Regions from separate parts of the Homo sapiens genome. Here region 2 is linked to region 1. Evidence: read pairs that join two places in POLR2A ChIA-PET (ENCODE). Cell type or tissue: Panc1. All regions are shown on one strand. Each heading gives the region's core, and the rest is flanking DNA. Links, peaks and the distances in the headings are about the cores only. Region 1 has its middle 87 kb from the start of LPGAT1-AS1. Region 2 has its middle 32 kb from the start of LPGAT1-AS1.

Region 1 (4,393 bases), core at 71-4,070:
CACGGTTTGTAAGGCCCCTCTCTGTAGTGACTTTAATCTTCCTGACACTATTCTTATGAGTTTGTGTCTTTCTTTCTATTCCCTTTTTAGCTTCCAGGTTCCTTCTTCCAGCTCTTGCAGCCAGCGTGGGCAAGGGCCAACATCAATGTTTTATCCATTTAGGACACTAGTGTCTATTTCAGCCTTATGGGGCTTTCAGTAGTAGAAAATTTGGGGAAAAGGGTCTCAAAACCTTCCAGATGGGCTGGGGCAGAAGTAGGGGCTCAGAGTCCAGTTTCCATCCAATAATCCATGTAGGGCCAACCCACCTCAGGCAAAACTGAAATTAATCAGACATTGCTGCTGCCACCCCTCTTTTGGTCAACTCCAGCCCCTGAGGGTGTTCTTCAGCCCCATCTCCCCATTCGCCTTCACAGATCTGCAGCCTTCCTACTTTATTTTCTGAACACTTCCCCCTTCCTTTGCTGTCAATCATTTTCATTTTTTACTTGAATGAGTCTGAGTCACAATCCACCTTTTCCAGGGATTATCTCATTTTAAGCTTTTTCTTTTTTTTTGAGACAGAGTCTCGCTCTGTCACCAGGCTGGAGTGCAGTGGTGTGATCTTGGCTCACTGCAACCTCCACCTCCTGAGTTCAAGCGATTTTTCTGCCTCAGCCTCCTAAGTAGCTGGGACTACAGACACACACCACCACACACAGCTAATTTTTGTATTTTTAGTAGAGACGAGATTTCACCATGCTGGCCAGGATAGTCTCGATCTCTTGACCTAGTGATCCACCCGCCTCGACCTCCCAAAGCGCTGGCATTACAGGTGTGAGCCACAACACCCAGCCTCATTTTAAGCTTTTTCTTACGCCACGTTGCAACCTGAAAGGCTTTGTCCACTGGACAAAGCATCAACAGACACTTAGAATACAGAGGGCTCTTTTTTAGCCCTTTGCAATCACATGACGTCCAAGGGCTTGTCACTGAACCAATGTAACTATCTAGCACAAGAGCAGAAAGGAATCAAATCCAACACTCTCATTGTATAGATGAGGAAACCAAGGAACAGTGAAGTCAAGCAACTTTCCCAAGGTCATTACCAGAACAAGAAAGGAAGACACCTTCTACAAGGAAAGAGTATACAGATGGTACATTTTAGGAAGGGCACGGCCTGTGGAAGGTGCTAATTTCTAGATGCTACTTTAGAGTATGACTTTGATTGATTACTTGCAAAAGTAGACCTATGCTTGTTAGTTATGCCTCTTTCACCTGCTACTCCTCCACAGTTGGTCAAGACCAAGCCCTAGTCATCCTTATTGATTGAATTAGGAGCAAAATCTAGGTTCTAGTCCTCCTAATTCTACTACTTACAAGTTGCCTCACCTTAGGAACGCCATTTAACTGCTGTCTCCTTATTTTCCCAGTCTGGCCTTGTCCTCACCGTTGTGGGGTATCAGGCAAGATAAAGCACACAAAGTCTCTCTGCATGCCGGAGAGCATTTTGCAGCATGAGGAGATGTTTTCTGCCCCACCTATGTACTAGAATCCTCCAAGGAGCCCGTAATGTGAGTGTAGGGGTCAGGGGCAGGCTGGTGACTGGATGCTTTTGTTTAAGTTCCACCAGTGATTTTGATGCACATCCAAATGTGGAAACCACTGACAAAGTACAAAAGACAAACAGGAGAAGAGAAATAAATTGTGAGCTAAAGATGCAGGCATGTTTTAAGCTCTCTTTAGAGTGGATAACTAAGGGCCAACTTAGAGAACAATTAAATTGCCCATCTTTTTCAAGGTACCTGAAACCCTAATCTCAAGTCCCTTTTTTCTTCCTGGAAAAGATGTATATGACTTCAATTACATTACTTTTCTTACCTAGCAATCTAAACACACACTGAAGATTTCACACGCACACACACACACACACACACACACACACACACACACTTCGTGAATCATCTCTGCCTGGTTGCATGCTGAAGTCAGATTCCGAGTAATGTCTGTTATTCTTTAACCTCTGAGTAATCACTCTGGCCCTGGTCTGCTCTTTATCGTCCAGGAAAACAATCTGATCAAGCCTTGGATGATGGATTCATAGTTGCTCAAGTCTCCAGAGTGCTGTATAAACCAGACTATTAATTTATTCCATGGGGATATTCTGTGAAAGTCCTACTTCTCCTTTTTAATAATTGAGTGGCCTCGAGCAAGTCACTCAATCTCTCTAGGTCTCTAAGATGATTATGATCACTAAGCATCACTCTTTACAAAGTATTTCCTTCTTTGTGACATCTCTCTTTAAAATGTCAGTTGAATGTTCTCAGAAACTTGTTGCAGTGGGCATAACATTAAAGAAAATGGGTAAGAATGAGAACAATGAATTTAAGGAACATTTCATTCAGTCCATGGGACACCAGAGTGGACAGCTGTGACTTGTGTCTGCTCAGCACTTCTTCTGCTCTTCAGGGGACAGAACTTCCTTCCATGGGGGAACTGCTCCTTTCTTCTTCCACCTGGTTGTGAGGAGGCTGCTGATCAAAGGACCCTGGCCTCCTCTTCTTCGGCCACAGGGGTGGGCATGTGACCCTGATTCAACCGTAATAACAACCTACTCACCTAGCCACAGTGATTGATCTGGGAATTCATCCAAGGATCAATCTGAAAAGAGAGAGAGAGAGAGAAAAGAAGAAAGAAAGAAAGAAAGAAAGAAAGACAGAAAGAAAGAAAGAAAGAAAGAAAAGAAAGAAAGAAAGAAAGACGGAAGGAAGGAAGGAAAGAAAGGAAGGAAGGAAGAAAGGAAGAAAGAAAGAAGGAAGGAAAGAAAGAAGAACAAGAAAGAAAGGAAGAAGGAAAGAAAGAAGAAAAGAAAGAAAGAGAGAGAAAGAAAAAGAAAGAAAGAAAGAAAAAGAAAAAGAAAGAAAGAAAGACAAAGAAAGAAAGAAAAAGAAAAAGAAAGAAACAAAGGGAAAGAAAGAAAAAGCAAGCCAGGGATTTTTCTAAATTAAGCTTGTAGGGAAAAGTATCTTCCCTTTCTGGTCAAGGCGCTTTATCAATATGACCCCATGTGCCACATGAGAAGGCTGGGAGGACAAGGCCACCAGCCAGAAGGAAGAAGAAATGAGGCAGTGAGAGACAGAGATGGAAACAAGGAAAGGGTCTGTGGTGTCGAGTTCCCAGGTCTGACTCTTCCTGGCGTCATCTGGCAATTGTTCTTTTGATTCCTCGAGCTACCCCAGAGCTTTCCCCAAAAGTCACTCTCTCTTTTTTTCTCACTTAGGTCAGTTTGTTTTAGAATTTCTACCACTTGCAACTTAGTCTTGATGAACAGAAACTCTCCGACAGTTTTCCTCTCAACTATACCTTAAAAGAAACGTGGTCCCAAATTTGAGGCTCTATGTCCTCTTGTCACCTGGCCCTTGACGGCAGCCAGTCTTGCCTTGCTTTCTGCAAGCTGCACCTTGTTCACCCACGCCAGGCCAAGCAGTGACTCTCGTGATTCTTCACCTCCCCTTTTCAGATCTTTACTTCCCCACTTTCCCCACTGCATTGTGTAAGATCTCATTCTTATAATAAATACCTTAGTCCATAATAATCAGTGGTTCTGCTTCCATGGTTTGGCCCTGATTAATGCAAATGCTATTGGGTTGGCCCTGACAAAGAAGCTTCCTTCTTCTTATTATTATTATTATTACTTTTTTTTTTTTGAGATGGAGTTTCACTCTTGTCACCCAACCTGGAGTGCAATGGCATGATCTCGGCTCACTGCAACCTCCGCCGCCTGGGTTCAAGCAATTCTCCTGCCTCCTCAGTAGCTAGGATTACAAGCACGCGTCACTAGGCCCCACTAATTTTTTTGTATTTTTAGTAGGGAAGGGGTTTCACCAGGAATGTTGACCAGGCTGGTCTCGAACTCCTGACCTCAGATGATGCGCCCACCTTGGCCTCCCAAAGTACTGGGATTACAGGCGTGAGCCACCGTGCCCAGCCAAAGCTTCCTGCTTCCCTTCTTTGCTTCCTGCCCACACCCCCTCCATCTCTCCATCCGCCCCTCCTCTCCAGTCACCACATCTCCATCTTTCCTCATCCTCTCCCTGCGTCAGTGGGAAGGTCTGATGCAGCCGCTGCTCCTCTTAACCACTATGCTATTTACAGTCTCAAGCCCTCTTCTCTCTGACCTCTGCCTGGTTTCCTTTTGCACTATTTCCTGAGCTCCATTCCCAGTCGCAATTCTGTGTCTGGCAGGCAGCCTGAAGATTTAACACAGGCTGGCACCCAGCAAAGGCAAATGCCAAGATGCCCTGCCCAGAGCTTCCCACTCATTATTTCCAATTAGAAAATGTCACTAGGGAAGAAAACAAATACGCTCAAAGATAACTCAGAGAGCACTGTGTGTTTGTTGCCTGGAATAGAT
Region 2 (4,393 bases), core at 68-4,067, 55 kb before region 1:
ATGAAGGTTCATTATTCGTGTGTATTCTGTGGGTTTGAACAAATGTATAATGACATGTATCCACCATTATAGTATCATACAGGGTAATTTCACTGCCTTCAAAATCCTCCATGCTCCACCTGTTCATCCTTCTCTTGGCAACCACTCATCTATTCACTTTCTCCATGGTTTTGCTTTTTCAGGAATGTCATATATAGTCATGGGCTGGATTAATGACATTCTAGTCACACATACTTACCATTGTGTTACAATGCAATGGTCTACAGTATTCAGTACAGTAACATGATGTATACAGGTTGGTAGCTAGGAGCAATTGTCTATACCATCTAGGTTTGTGTAAGTACAACTTACGATGTTTGCACAATCTCCTAATGAAGCATTTCTCAGAATGTATCCCTGTCATTAAGCAATCCATGACTGTAGTTTGTACAGTATGTAAACTTTTCACACTGGCTTTTTTTAAATGTACTAATATGCATTTATGTTTCCTCCCTGTCTTTTCTGGGCTTGATAGCTCATTTCTTTTTAGTACTGAATAGTATTCCATTGTCTGGATGTACCGTAGCTTATCCATTCACCTACCAAAAGACATCTTGGTTGCTTTTCAGCTTTGGCAGTTATAAATAAACCTGCTATTAACATCTGTCTGCAGGTTTTTGTGTAAGCATAAGTTTTCAGTTCATTTGGGTAAATACTAAGGAGCATGATCGATTGAATGTATGGTAAAAGCATGCTTCATTTTGTAAGAAATCGACAAACTGTCTTTCAAAGTGACTGTACCACTTTGCATTCCTATCAGCAAAGAATGAGCGTTCCTGTTGTTCCACATTCTCACCAGCATTTGGTGCTGTCAGTGTTTGGGATTTTGGCCATTCTAATGATGTGTGGTTTTAATTTTCAATTCCCTAATGACATATGATGTTGAACACCTTTTCATAGGATTACTTATCATCTGCATATCTTCTTTAATAAGGTCTCAGTTCAGATCTTTCACCCATTTTTTATTGAGGTTGTTTTCTTATTGTTAAATTTTAAGACTTCTTTATATATTTTAAGTAAATAGTAAATATTTGTTTTTGGTTTTTTTTGAGATGGAGTCTCCCTTTGTCACCCAGGCTGGAATGCAGTGGTGCAATCTCAGCTCACTGCAACCTCCGCCTCCAGGGTTCAAGCAATTCTCCTGCCTCAGCCTCCTGAGTAGCTGGTACTACAGGCGTGCACAACCACACCAGGGTAATTTTTGTATTTTTAGTAGAGATGAGGTTTCACCATGTTGGCCAGGCTGGTCTCAAACTCCTGACCTCAAGTGATCCACCCACCTTGGCCTCCCAAAGTGCTGGGATTACAGGTGTGAGACACTGCCCCTGGCCTATTTTAAGTAAATATTTAAAAATACAAAAAATATTTAAGTAAGTATTGACTTAAAATATACAGAGAATACCTTTATCAGATGTGTCTCTTGCAAATACTTTCTCCTAGTGTGTGGCTTGTTTTCTTGTTCCTTTGGAAATATCTTTAGCAAAGCAGAAGCTTTTAATTTTAATGAGGCCCAGCTTATCAATTATTCCTTTCAGGTATTGTACCTTTGGTATTGTATCTAAAAAGTCATTGCCAAACCCAAGGTCACCTAGATTTTCTCCCACGTTATCTTCTAGGAGTTTTATAGTTTTGCATTTAGGTCTCTAGTCAATTTTGAGTTAAATTTTGTGAAAGATGTAAGTCTGTGTCTAGGAGTTTTTTTTTTTTTTTTTTTTGGTGGGTTGTGGTTTTTTTTTTTTTTTTTTTTGGCATGTGGTTTTCTAGTTGTTCCAGAACCATTGGTAGAAAATACTTTCTTTGTTCCATTATGTTGACTTTGCTGCTTTGTCTTTGACTGTATTTAAGTGGGTCTATTACTATTACTAGGCTCTCTATTCTGTTCTATTGATATATTTGTCTCTTCCTTTGCCAATACCACATTGTCTGTCTTTCTTTTGTTTTGTTTTGTTTTGTTTTGTTTTGTTTTTTTGAGAAGGAGTCTCGGCCGGGCGCAGTGGCTCACGCCTGTAATCCCAGTACTTTGGGAGGCTGAGGCGGGCAGATCACAAGGTCAGGAGATCGAGACTATCCTGGCTAACACGGTGAAACCCCATCTCTACTAAAAATACAAAAAATTAGCCGGGCGTGGTGGTGGGCGCCTGTAGTCCCAACTACTCGGGAGGCTGAGGCGGGAGAATGGCGTGGACCTGGGAAGCAGAGCTTGCAGAGAACTGAGATCGCACCACTGCACTCCAGCCCCGGCAACAGAGCGAGAGTGTGTCTCAAAAAAAAAAGAGAAGGAGTCTCGCCCTGTCACCCAGCCTGGAGTGCAGTGGTACAATCTCTGCTCACTGCAACCTCTGCCTCCTGGGTTCAAGTGATTCTCCTGCCTCAGCCTCCTGAGTAACTGGGATTATAGGCACTTGCCACCATGCCTGGCTAATTTTTGTATTTTTAGTAGAGACGGGGTTTCACCATATTGGTCAGGCTGGTCTCAAACTCCTGACCTCAGAAGATCCACCCGCCTCGGCCTCCCAAAGTGCTGGGATTACAGGCGTGAGCCACCGCACCGAGCCCACCCTGTCTTGATTAATATAGCTTTACAGTAAGTCCTGAAGTTGGATAGTTTCAGTCCTCCAACTTTGTTCTCCTTCAATATTTGTTGACTATTCTGAGTCTTTTGTCTCTTTCTATAAGACATACCCACAAGATAACTTCTGGGATTTTGCTTGGGATTGTGTTGAATCTACAGATCAAGTTGGGAAGGACTGACATTTTAACAATATTGGGTCTTTCCAACCAGGAATACAGAATATGTCTCCATTTACTTAGTTCCTTTTTGATATCTTTAATCAGAGTTCTGTAGTTTCCCTCATATAGATTTTGTACATATTTTGCTAGATTTATACCTAACTATTTCATTTTTGGGGGTGCTAATTATGTGTTTTTAATTTCAAATTCCATTGTTTATTGCTAGTATATAGAAAACTGAGCCCGGGTGTGGTGGCTCATGCCTGTAATCCCAGCACTTTGGGAGGCCAAGGTAGGGGATCACCTGAGGTCAGGAGCTCAAGACCAGACTGGCCAATATGGTGAAACCCTGTCTCTACTAAAAATACAAAAATTAGCTGGGCGTGGTGGCATGTGCCTGTAATCCCAGCTATTTGGGAGGCTGAGGCAGGAGAATCGCTTGAACCTGGGAAACGGAGGTTGCAGTGAGCTGAGATCACACCACTGCACTCCAGCCTGGGTGACAAAGCAAGACTCTGTCTCAAAAAAAAAAAAAAAAGAAAACTGATTCACTTTTGTATATTTACCTTGTATCCTGCAGCCTTGCTATAATTGTTTATTAGATCCAAGAGGGTCATTTTTGTCAACTCTTTTGATTTTCTACGTAGATGATCATGTCATCTCCAAACAAAGACAATTTTACTTCTTCCTTCTCAATCCATATACCTTTATTTCCTTTCCTTTTCTTATTACATTAGCTAGGACTTCCAGTATGGTGTTGAAAAGCAGTTGTGCTGGGTGCAGTGGCTCACGCCTGTAATCCCAACACTTTGGGAGGCTGAGGCGGGTGGATCACTTGAGGTCAGGAGTTTGAGACCTGCCTGACCAACATAGTGAAACCCTGTCTCTACCAAAAAATACAAAAATTAGCCAGGTATGCATGGTGGCACATACCTGTAGTCCCAGCTACTCCGGAGGCTGAGGCAAGAGAATTGCTTGAACTCGGGAGGCAGAGGTTGCAATTAGCCAAGACTGAGCCACTGCACTCCAGCCTGGGCAACAGAGTGGGACTCCATCAAACAAACAAACAGAAAGAAAGAATAAAAGAAAAGAAAAAAAAAGAAAGAAAAGAAAAGCAATTGTGAGGGGGACATCCTTATCCTTACCTTATTCCTGATCTTAGCAGGAAAACTTTGGGTTTCTCACCATTAAGCATGATGTTGGCTATAAATTTTTGTAGATGTTCTTTATCAAGTTGAGGAAGTTTTCTTCTATCCTTAGTTTGCTGAGTTTTTTCACATGAGCGGGTGTTGGATTTTGTCAAATGCTTTTTCTGCATCTATTGATATGATCATGTGATTTTCTTTTCTTTTTCTTTTTTTTTTTTTGAGACAGAGTCTCACTCCATTACCCAGGCTGGAAGGCAGTGTCATGATCTTAGCTCACTGTAACCTCTGTCTCCTGGGTTCAAGCAATTCTCTCACCTCAGTCTCCTAAGTAGCTGGGAATACAGGTGTGTGCCACCACACCCAATTAATTTTTTTGTATTTTTAGTAGAGACGGGGTTTTACCATGTTGGCCATTCTAGTCTTGAACTCCTGACCTCAAGTGATCTGCCCACTTTGGTCTCCCAAAGTGCTGGGAT

Evidence for each region. ChIA-PET counts read pairs that join two places held together with the same protein. Peaks named below come from ENCODE experiments on the same cell type or tissue, not always from the same donor. Only the 100,000 strongest peaks of a DNase experiment are listed, where the experiment ranks them.
Region 2: POLR2A ChIA-PET joins it to region 1 with 9 read pairs; 3 of 35 experiments call an interaction of 5 or more read pairs at or near these places.

What each region holds. Positions count from the first base shown.
Region 1 is chr1:211,916,159-211,920,551 of GRCh38, forward strand. No RefSeq gene overlaps it. Among named protein-coding and RNA genes, the nearest start is that of LPGAT1-AS1, 87 kb to the left of the region's middle. RefSeq lists an enhancer at 486-655. In Panc1, for the core only: no CTCF peak of the experiment used is centred there; a DNase peak (open chromatin) is centred at 2,013; H3K27me3 peaks cover 399 bases.
Region 2 is chr1:211,860,787-211,865,179 of GRCh38, forward strand. No RefSeq gene overlaps it. Among named protein-coding and RNA genes, the nearest start is that of LPGAT1-AS1, 32 kb to the left of the region's middle. In Panc1, for the core only: no CTCF peak of the experiment used is centred there; no DNase peak of the experiment used is centred there.